3 separate regions of the Homo sapiens genome follow, and regions 1 and 2 are each linked to region 3. A link is a contact called in ENCODE Hi-C or POLR2A ChIA-PET data. All regions are on one chromosome and are shown on one strand. The core of a region is the stretch at or near the end of the contact, and the rest is flanking DNA. Distances in the headings are between cores, read along the strand shown. Region 1 holds the start of USP30 (ubiquitin specific peptidase 30). Region 2 overlaps TCTN1 (tectonic family member 1). Region 3 holds the start of C12orf76 (chromosome 12 open reading frame 76).

The links. A loop is a pair of places that touch in the nucleus more often than their neighbours do. ChIA-PET counts read pairs that join two places held with the same protein, here RNA polymerase II (POLR2A). Pooled maps may share reads with other maps.
Region 1: a map of CD4-positive, alpha-beta T cell shows a loop between it and region 3 (10-fold over the local background). The contact joins the promoter of USP30 here to the promoter of C12orf76 in region 3. A Hi-C loop is called at or near these places in 1 of 168 maps with a recorded cell type or tissue (CD4-positive, alpha-beta T cell) and 6 of 50 pooled maps. POLR2A ChIA-PET finds 5 or more read pairs at or near these places in 1 of 52 experiments (BJ).
Region 2: a pooled map shows a loop between it and region 3 (3-fold over the local background). The contact joins the enhancer-like site here to the promoter of C12orf76 in region 3. A Hi-C loop is called at or near these places in 1 of 50 pooled maps. POLR2A ChIA-PET finds 5 or more read pairs at or near these places in 2 of 52 experiments (WTC11 and naive thymus-derived CD4-positive, alpha-beta T cell).

What each region holds. Positions count from the first base shown.
Region 1 is chr12:109,050,945-109,054,197 of GRCh38, reverse strand. USP30 (ubiquitin specific peptidase 30) reads right to left here and starts at 1,622. Exons shown (of 13, transcript NM_032663.5): 1 at 1,437-1,622. The coding sequence starts at 1,519. It overlaps USP30-AS1 (USP30 antisense RNA 1), which reads left to right and starts at 233. Exons shown (of 2, transcript NR_038996.1): 1 at 233-512; 2 at 1,460-2,157. RefSeq lists enhancers at 226-595, 929-1,428.
Region 2 is chr12:110,645,983-110,649,183 of GRCh38, reverse strand. It overlaps TCTN1 (tectonic family member 1), which reads right to left. Exons shown (of 15, transcript NM_001082538.3): 13 at 1,848-1,988; 14 at 1,291-1,435; 15 at 1-141. The coding sequence ends at 1,292. It overlaps HVCN1 (hydrogen voltage gated channel 1), which reads left to right. Exons shown (of 8, transcript NM_032369.4): 8 at 1-498. Among named protein-coding and RNA genes, the nearest start is that of TCTN1, 33 kb to the right of the region's middle. RefSeq lists an enhancer at 1,121-1,180. Within about 2 kb of position 1,368, at least 4 of the 41 ENCODE cell types and tissues checked have a DNase peak (open chromatin) inside an H3K27ac peak, as active enhancers do.
Region 3 is chr12:110,046,430-110,049,776 of GRCh38, reverse strand. It overlaps C12orf76 (chromosome 12 open reading frame 76), which reads left to right and starts at 1,255. Exons shown (of 2, transcript NM_001389625.1): 1 at 1,255-1,414. The coding sequence starts at 1,282. RefSeq lists an enhancer at 307-566 and a silencer at 1,487-1,546.

The DNA.
Region 1 (3,253 bases), core at 373-2,872, 1.0 Mb after region 3:
TTTTACACGATACGTGAGTTCACAAAAGTGCCTGGAAAGATTATAAAGGACTGTCATGGAAGTGCTAAGGTGCTTTACCAGTGCTTTAAAATCCCCTAATCAAACACTAATATTTAAGGGTACATACTCTCTGCCAGGCCCTGTGACAATCTTACCTCATTTTTAAAACAACCCCACAGATGCAGGTTCTACTATCACTTTCATTTTTATAGCAGAAGAAACTAAGAGCCCAACTTGGTCACAGTGAGTGAAGGAACATGGCTCTGAATCATGCCTGTCTGTCTCCCCAGGTCTGTGCTTAAAACCACGAAGTTCAAGATGGAAACTGAAGGGAAGAGTGTCAAGGGGATGGGAGAGAGGACTTGTCCATGACTTTGGCAGCATAAGGAAAAAATACCCAGGGACAAGTGGCGACTTTGGAAACTCCATTCCTCTGCAAAATGACATCACGAGGAGAGTGGTGGGGCCTGCGGATGAAAAGATCTGGCTTCTCCTCCCAACTCTGCTATGAGGTCAGCTATGGGGCCACACTTCCTATCTACGGAATGGGGGCACTGGACAGGATAAGTATCGAGGACTTTCAGCCCTGGGATAATAAGCTCTTTAAACCTGCTCCAGTTCCAGAGGAAGCCGACCTGAGCAACAGGTCTCAGTCATTTGGGGTCAGCAGTGGGGGAGGGGGTACTCAGTTCTGAAGCCTGGAGCCCTTGGGAGGGTGAATAAGAGGGAAATGGGGGCCCTGACAGGATTGGGGACCCAGGCAATCGAGGAGTCCTAACAAGAACGGAGGGCTTTAACAGGACCAAGCAACCTTAACAGGTTAAAGGGGCCCTGACCAATTTAGAGACCCTTGCAAAACAAGGGCCTTTACTCACACTAACAACATCAGGGACCCAGACAGAAGTGGCGATCCATATTAGACTAGAGGGCGGGCTAACAGGAATAGGGGGCGGTACTAACAAAACGCGGGGCTCGCAGGCCCGGGGCACTTATAGGACTAGAAGAACCGTGCCAAGGTTGGGGAACCCTGGCAGTCCAGAAACTGATATGATTGGGGGACCCAGAAGGACTGGGGGTATACTAGAAGGATTGAGGGGTCTTGGCAGGCCTAGGAGGCACTGAAAGGACTGAGGGCACTGACAGAATTAGGGGCCTTGACAAGACTGGAGTGCCCCGGGTGTCCTGGGAACAATGACAGGAGGGGGAGGGACTGACAGACCTGGGGAGTGCAGACAGAATTGGTGTTGCCGAAGGACTGGAGCCCGTCAGTCCTCCCACCTACGGGCCCAGGCCTCCAACCCTAAAGGACGCAGAACCTTCCAGAATGCCCGCGCGGGCCCTGGAGACCCCAACTAGGGCATGAAAAAGCCGTCACGGGCCCAAGCTGGGGACCCTGGTCCCGGCCTCTTCGGCAGCCCCGCCCCCCAAAATCTCACCTGACGGCCGCCCCGGTCCGCAGGAAGCGCTGGATGGCCCTGTCGGCCGCGGTCATCGCCGCCTCGGCCCGGGAGCTCAGCATTGCAGCCGCACCGGAGGCCTGAAACCGTCTCCTCCGCTACCGCCGCCGCCGCCGCCGGACCGAGGGATACGACGGTTCCCGAGACAGCGGAACCTGCGGCCGCAGTCCCAGCACCTCGGGGGAACGTAGACCGCAGGACAGCTCCCAGGGGGACCGGAAGTAGCTGCCCCCGGAGAGCAATAGCTGACGGACCACGTCCTTTCTTTCTTTTCCCTTAGCAACAGGCCCCGGCGTCGGTTGCTACGCTGGGCTCAGTTGCCTGGGGCTGCTTGGTTTTCAGATTTGCTTAGGCTCCATTCATAAATACAGATGGCACACTTCTAGGATGGACCCTGGGTCATGATTTGAATTTTTCGATGTGGGGAAGGGAGGCCAACAGCCGAAAGTCGGGTCAGGCCTCTGCTATAATTAGTTATTATTGTGGCCAGAGTGGAAATAGGTCGCAGAGGAAGGAACTTTAATGAGCATGAGGCCCATCTCTGACGATATCAGTAGAGAAATCAACGTCTTTAATAGCCAACAAACTTATTGTTTACTTGGGTGCCAGGTATAGAGCTAAGTATGTTACATTCATTATTTACATTTAATATTCACACCAACTCTAACATTACCCACATTTTACATCCCAGGGAACCCAGGAAATTTGAAGAAATAGTAAGTTTTTTGACGCAGCTTGTAAGTGGTGAAACAGAGATTGGCAGTTCGGTCTGTCTGTCTCCAGAATGGCACTCTCCAACAGAAATATACAGGAGCCACATAGGTAATTTTACATTTTCCAGTAGCCACATTAAAGTGAAAAGCAGGAGGTAGGCCAGACGCCGTGGCTCACGCCTGTAATCCCAGCACTTTGGGAGAACGAGGCTGGTGGATCACCTGAGGTCAAGAGTTCGAGACCAGCTTGGCCAACATGGTGAAACCCCATCTCTACTAAAAATACAAAAATTAGCCGGGCGTGGTGGCAGGCTCCTGTAATTCCAGCTACTCAGGAGGCTGAGGCAGGAGAATTGCTTGAACCGTGGTGGTGGAGGTTGCACTGAGCCAAGATCATGCCACTGCATTCCAGCCTGGGTGACAGAACCAGACTCCATCTCAAAAAAAAAAAAAAAGAGGTCAGGTGCGATGGCTCATACTTGTAATCCCAGCACTTTGGGAGGCCGGGGGGTGGGGGTGGGGGGCACGGATTGCTTGAGGTCAGGAGTTCGAGACCAGCATGGCCAATATGGTGAAACCCCGTCTCTACTAAAAAATACAAAAATCAGCCAGGTGTGGTGGCGCGTGCCTGTAATCCCAGCTACTCGGGAGGCTGAGGCGGGAGAATCGCTAGAACCTGGGAGGCGGAGGCTGCAGTGAGCTGAGATCACACCACTGCACTCCAGCCTGGGCAACAGAGAGAGATTCAGCATCAAAAAAAAAAAAAAAAAAAAAAAAAGCAAGAGGTAAAATTAATTTTAACCATATTTTTTCCTTGACCCAATATGTTCAAAATATTGGGGCAGGTGCAGTGGCTTATGCCTATAATCCCAGCACTTTGGGAGGCCAGGTGAGAGGATGGCTTCAGGCCCAGAGTCCAAGGCCACCTGGGCAACATAGCAAGAACCCATGGCTACCGAAAAACAAAGAAAAGAAAAACAAAATATGTCATTTCTATGTGAAAATTATTGATGAGATAATTTACATTCTTTTTTTTTTGAGATGGAGTCTTGCTCTGCCGCCCAGGCTGCAGTGCAATGGCAC
Region 2 (3,201 bases), core at 119-2,618, 600 kb before region 3:
TCTCATGTTGAACACTTTAGCCTTAATTGAAAATGAGCAACAAAGCTGGACAATTGCTAGTTGTATATAAAATTTAATCTCACCGAATGTACAGTTTTCAAATTTCACGTGTATATTAAGGAACTGATGCATCTGAGCATTCTGAAAGAAAGAAAAAGAAGCTACTTTAGCTGCCACCCCATTCTAGAAAAGTCTCTTATTTTCAAGCTGTTCTAAATAGCTTCGTCTCAGTTTCCCCAAAAGGGGTACCCAGGCCCCTCCTCTGTGTGCCCCAGCTGCATCAGCCAGCTTCTAGGTGGCTCCATTGTTTTCTGCCACCTGACAACATTTTTCCTCAATTACTGTACAACTACTGTATAAAATAAAACAACTACTGTATAAAATAAACTCTCTCTTTTCCCTGGACCCTCCTACTGTATTCTTTCCTCTGTGGCACCCATACCAGCCTGCCAGTCGGAGAGCAAGCTAGCTACAGTGCCTGGTGCAGAAATGGCAATTAGACCCAAGACTCCACTATAATTAACAAGGTATTTGGGGGAAGATCCCCTTGTAAGGGCTGTGTGCTCTTCTCGCATGATTTTATCTAATATTTTGCTATTTTTTTGTACTCATTTCAACCGGACCCAAAAAGGAAAAAACCTGAACTGAGTATTTTTAAAATAAATAACTCAAAGCAGGGGATGAATGAACTGGCCAAATCCCCCTTGCCTCTGCTGCTTCAAGTCCTGTTCATGTTCTTTACCATCTCCCCAAAGACTTTTTGGGTTCTATCATCTATGACCTATGTGTTAAGCATATTCCCCATTCAAAAGTCAGATAGAATAACATTTCCAAAAGGAAAAAAGGCAGGAAGGGAGTGGAGAAGGGCAGTGTGCTGGTTTGGAGGCAACCTCAAAGGTTAGAAGTATAATAAGGCTAGGCATGGTGGCTCACACCTGTAATCCCAGCACTTTCAGAGGCCGAGGCAGGAGGAGCACCTGAGCCCAGGAGTTTGAGACCAGCCTGGTCAACACAGCAAGACCCCATCTCTACAAACTATATTAAAATTAGCCAGGTGTTGTGGTGTGCACCTGTAGTCCCAGCTATTAGGAGGCTGAGGTGGGTGGATTGCTTGAGCCCAGGAGGTCAAGGCTGCAGTGAGCCATGATCACACCACTGCACTCCAGCCTGGGCAACAAAGCGAGACCCTCAAAAAGTATAAAATGCAGTATCCCCTAGGGACTTCTAGCCCCACGTGCACACTTTCCAAAGGGGATGACCTCAGAGGAGGGGCGTAGTTTCCTCACTTACGTCAAACAAACGGGAAGAAGAAGTTAAAGGGCAGCCTGGCATTGATGGCTGGTGGAGCTCTGAAGCCTGCCTCTGCAGGTGCAGACACATCCACAAAAGTAACCGCAGTGGAAATAAGAATCGTCCTTTCATTTCCTGAGTTGGCCTGTAATAAACAGAGAGATGCAAGGCCCACCCTCCAGTGTGCTCCCAGAATGACAACAATGAGACACTTTTCATTCTCTTCCTCACCCAACTACTGTCAGTTCATGAATCTGATAGGTCCTGGAGCACTAATTGGCCATTAACTTGGATGAGAGAAACAATTTTACCAGGGTGTCTGATTAACACGTGAATATCATAATTTTCATGAGAATTTTAAAGATCCAATCTGAACCAGAATGCTAATGTAAGTAGAACCATCGTCAGTGTTTCTAAGAATGACTGCTGAAATATTTTATGAACCCCCATGGTTTAAATTATAATCTTTTTCACAAAGTAATACCTGTCACCTACCACACTTGAGTTGTGTCTAGACTTCTGTCTTAACCTATGCCTTTAAACTAGGTTAGGCCTACCTCAGGAAAGGAGGATGAAATTAGATTTGCAGTTACATTGACTATTTTGGCCTGTGGATTCAGCAGGGATCCGTATTTAGTCCACTTCACTTCTATAACCAAAGCCCCTGGGAGCTGGCAGGAATCCTGCAAAACAAAATGCTGTTAATCCATTAGAATCTTACAAAACTGCAAGTCAGACTTAATCTGCAGTTCAGAGTTTTAATTATAAAAGGTTTCACATATTACAAAATGTTCTGAACAAGAAAATGAATAGACTCTACAAGTTCAGATAAAAACAGCTTAGAGAATATACGTGTTTTAAAGTAACTCAATGCCCCAAAAATATTTTTAACAGCTGAAGCGTAATTTTTCCATCTCCTCCTATTTCTAAAAATGCCGACATCACCTGAAACTGCGGTAGTGCCAATACCCAACTGTGGACCATTTAGGGCCATAACTGCTCTAACTTCATCTACCTGTTTATAGCGGCCTCACAGACTTCAGGAAAGAAACTGGTGGGAGGGATGGAGGGGGAGAAATAATTATTAGCAGACAAAACCTGATTGCATGTCATGTTAAAATGCTCTAAGGGGAAATTTAAGTGCTTTCTTTTCATTTACCTAATTTCATCAATTGGCAATTAAGATGTGACATCTAGGTAATCCAGGCAGTGTCCGTATGTTGTCAAAGACATCAACTCTTCAACTGCATCAGGAACACTGCTGGTGCCACGAAGGAGCTGAGCTGCCCCTTTGGTTGGCTGCTTTGGCAGCCAGCTCTAAGGCCTCTGACCCAAGGGAAAAAGGGGCCGTGGGCTTTCCAGGGCTTTTTCCTGCCTTGGCAGTCTCTCCGGTTGGCAAATGTGGTAACTGTTGAAGCTGCAGGCTGGGTACGTGGGGACTCCATGGTACTATTCTACTTTTGTGTGTGTCTGACATTTTTTCATTAAAAAAAAAAAGCTTTAAAATACATCTCTTCAGGATATGAAAACCTCACAGGCCTGCTAAATTTGGTGGCTGCGAAAAAAGCACTGATGGAATTCCTTAGCTTGGAACCGCCTTTAAAAACCATGCAGACTGAACAATCCTCTCGAATACCCTGTTCTTAGGAGACAATGCAGCATGCAGCTGGTGGAAACTGAGTTTAGCAGGTGCTCGTGCCTGCCTCTACCTGGGTTGCCGGCAGAGTTGGTACAAAACCTGCTGCTGCAGGCCCTCTGAGCACCCAGGATCAGCACAGACCCTGACGGTGCCATGTGCGCACTGCTGCCTCTCCTCCCAACCCATGTCTTCCCTTCTGAGGAGGAGTAATAACTGCACATCTTCACCCATGGCCAAGAAGCCAGAAGCGATGTGCCTGGTTCTGGTGGGAG
Region 3 (3,347 bases), core at 6-2,505:
GGGTGTGAGGCCTCTGAGCCCAAGCCAAGCCATCGCATCCCCTGTGACTTGCACGTATACATCCAGATGGCCTGAAGTAACTGAAGATCCACAAAAGAAGTAAAAATAGCCTTAACTGATGACATTCCACCATTGTGATTTGTTTCTGCCCCACCCTAACTGATCAATGTACTTTGTAATCTCCCCCACCCTTAAGGTACTTTGTAATCTCCCCCAACCTTAAGAAGGTTCTTTGTAATTCTCCCTACCCTTGAGAATGTACTTCGTGAGATCCACCCCTGCCCGCAAAACATTGCTCTTAACTTCACCGCCTATCCCAAAACCTGTAAGAACTAATGATAATCCACCACCCTTTGCTTACTCTCTTTTCGGACTCAGCCCGCCTGCACCCAGGTGAAATAAACAGCCATGTTGCTCACACAAAGCCTGTTTGGTGGTCTCTTCACACACGTTTGGTGGTCTCTTCACACACATGAAACTGGGTTTAGGCCAGGCAGGCCCAGGCCTGGTTTCGGGCCTGGCGCCGGGCTGCCCGTCTTTGGTTTCACTTCCTTGTTGTTTCTTCTTAAAACAGGTACTGAGTATAAAACAATATAAAACAAAATGAGAGGGTCTCTCTCTCCCCCAGTCTCTGGGACAGAGCAGAGAGCAAGAACAAAATCGCTGTGCTCGTGGACTTTACATGCTAGGGCGGAGCAGGTCCTCAGAAAATCATCAAATGTACGTTAAATGTATAAGGTAAATGGTGATGAGTCTAAAGTGAATGGGGGGAATGGAAGAGAACGAAGGTAGGGAGAATGTACATTAAGGGAAAGGGAGGGTTGCAATTTTAGAAAAGGATGTCTGGGCAAGGGCTCCCTGAGAAGATGGCATTTGTACTATAGAAACACAGTATCTATTTTCCAGGCCCGTAATGAAGGTTTAATAAGAAAATGCATGGATTCGTAAAAAATCTTCAATAGGCCCCAAATGGACCTACAAGACCTCGACCCCAATGGATGAGGGAACGCTAACCACAGCAGAACGGTAATCGCGGCGAACGTTGGCACAGACGGAAAGTTGATCTGAACGGAAAGTTGGTCCGGGGGAAACATTAGTTATTGAGGAACGTTAATCCGGAACAAATCTTAGGCAGAAGCGGAACTTAGACCAGGACGCACAGTTACCATGGCAATGACGCGCGCCCTAAGGGCGGTGGCAGCGACGCAGAGAGACCTGGGAGGAGACAGAGGCAGGGCTTGCGACGGAAGTGGCCTCTCTGCTTCTGCAGGGCTGGGGAAGATGCTGCGTCCAGCGTTACCGTGGCTGTACCTTGGCCTCTGCAGCCTCCTGGTGGGGGAGGCAGAGGCCCCGAGCCCCGTGGATCCGCTGGAGCGGAGCCGGCCGTACGCGGTGCTGCGAGGGCAGAACCTGGGTGAGCGGCCCTCGGGCTGGCGGGCGGCGGGTAGTGCCTGAGCTTTCACTGCTCCGGGTGCTGGAGCCGGGCATGTACGGAGCGGACAGGGGATAGAGTGGGGAGATGGGTGAGTGCGGGGGGTGCAGGTGAGGCCCCTCAGGGGGCCCCGAGACTCCCTCTCCAAAAGCCTGGGGCAGAAGGCCTGAACTTTGCCTCTCAGCAAGTGCTCAATATGTGCCAGAACCTTCGCCTCCCAGGTTCAAGCAATTCTCCTGCCTCAGCCTGCCGAGTAGCTGGGATTACAGGCGCACACCACCACACTTGGCTAATTTTTGTATTTTTAGTAGAGATGGGGTTTCACTATGTTGGCCAGGCTGGTCTCAAGCCTGGCATGGTGTCCAGTAAGCTCTCAATATGTACTGCTTGCCCATGAATGAACTGCAATCGGGAGACCTGGGTCTCATTCTGGGTCCTCTCCTCTCTGGCAGTGTGGGCTCAGGCTAGGCAACAAGGCACATCATTTACCCCACCCCTCTTCTTTCCCAGAGGAGCCAGTATTTATTGCAAAAATGATAACAGTTTTTGAGCATTTCCTACATCCCATGTCTTGTGCTACGCACTTTGTATACGCGAATTCATTTGAGCCTTACAATAACTTAATGAGAAACGTACGGTTTGCAGCCCTTTTTTTTTCTTTTACAATAGTGTCTCCTCTGTCACCCAGGCTGGAGTGCTGTGGCACGATCTTGGCTCACTGCAGCCTCGGCCTCCTGGGTTTAAGTGATCCTGCCACCTCAGCATCCCGGGCGAGTAGCTGGGACTACAGGCGTGCACCACCACACCTGGCTCATTTTGTTGTTGTTGTTGTTTACTTTTTGTAGAGGTGGGGGTCTCGAACTCTTGGGCTCAAGCAATCCTCCTGCCTCGGCCTCCCAAAGTGTTGGGATTACAAGTGTGAGCCACCGCACCTGATGTTGCAGCTCTATTTTTCAGATAAGGAAAATGAAACTCAGAGAAGTGAAGTTATTTGCCCAAAGTTACATAGCTAGGAAATGATGAGGCCAATACTAGAACCTGTTTGGGGGCTTGAAACATAAGTTGTGGGAGGATATCTTCAACACACACACACGCTGCGTAAATATGTGTGTGTGCATGGCTTTGGCTTTGGAAGGAGTTCTGGAACTTAAAGCTTGGCAAACTTCACAATAAATCTGCCCCTCGCCAAAGTCTTCCCTTCCCACTGTATCTCCTTGGTACATCTGTATATCTACAAAGTGGCTATTAGTATCATTTTGGATTATCTTGACTCTACATGAACTCAGTGTTTGCCATGTGTTGACGACTTACTGTGTACCTAGCACTCTACTAAATAGTTTCCACACATTATCCCACTCGATCCTTCAGAACAGGGTTTCTCAACCTGGATATTACGACATGTTGGATAAATGATTTCAGGGGGCGAGGGGCAGTGGGGGGGCTATGATAAACACTGTAAGAAGTTTGGTGGCATCCCCAGCCTTTAGATACCAGTAGCACCCCCTACTCCTAATCAAGATAGTCAAAATCTCTCCAGACATTGCCAAATGTCCACGGTACGCCAAATCCCCATTGGATACCCACTGCTGTGGAACAGTACTACTCAAAGGGTAGTCTGCAGACCAGTGTGAGTCTGCAAACTATGTTATCTGCAAAGAGATGACTACAGAAATTGAGAGTGTTTAGAAACTTAACAGTTTGACATTGTTGCAACATCCAAGCACTTAGAGACCAGTTCTAGGTGTCTCTGAACTGGAATGCTTTGCAGATGAAGGGAACTGGTTATTAGTCATGCACAGTAGGGCTATGTAGTGGTCTGGGACAGACTAGAAATTATAAAAACTACTCCTTTGCCATAGATAGTTTGAGAAATGCTGTCCTAGACAGTTCCGTACAGTTGGTATTTATTTATTTT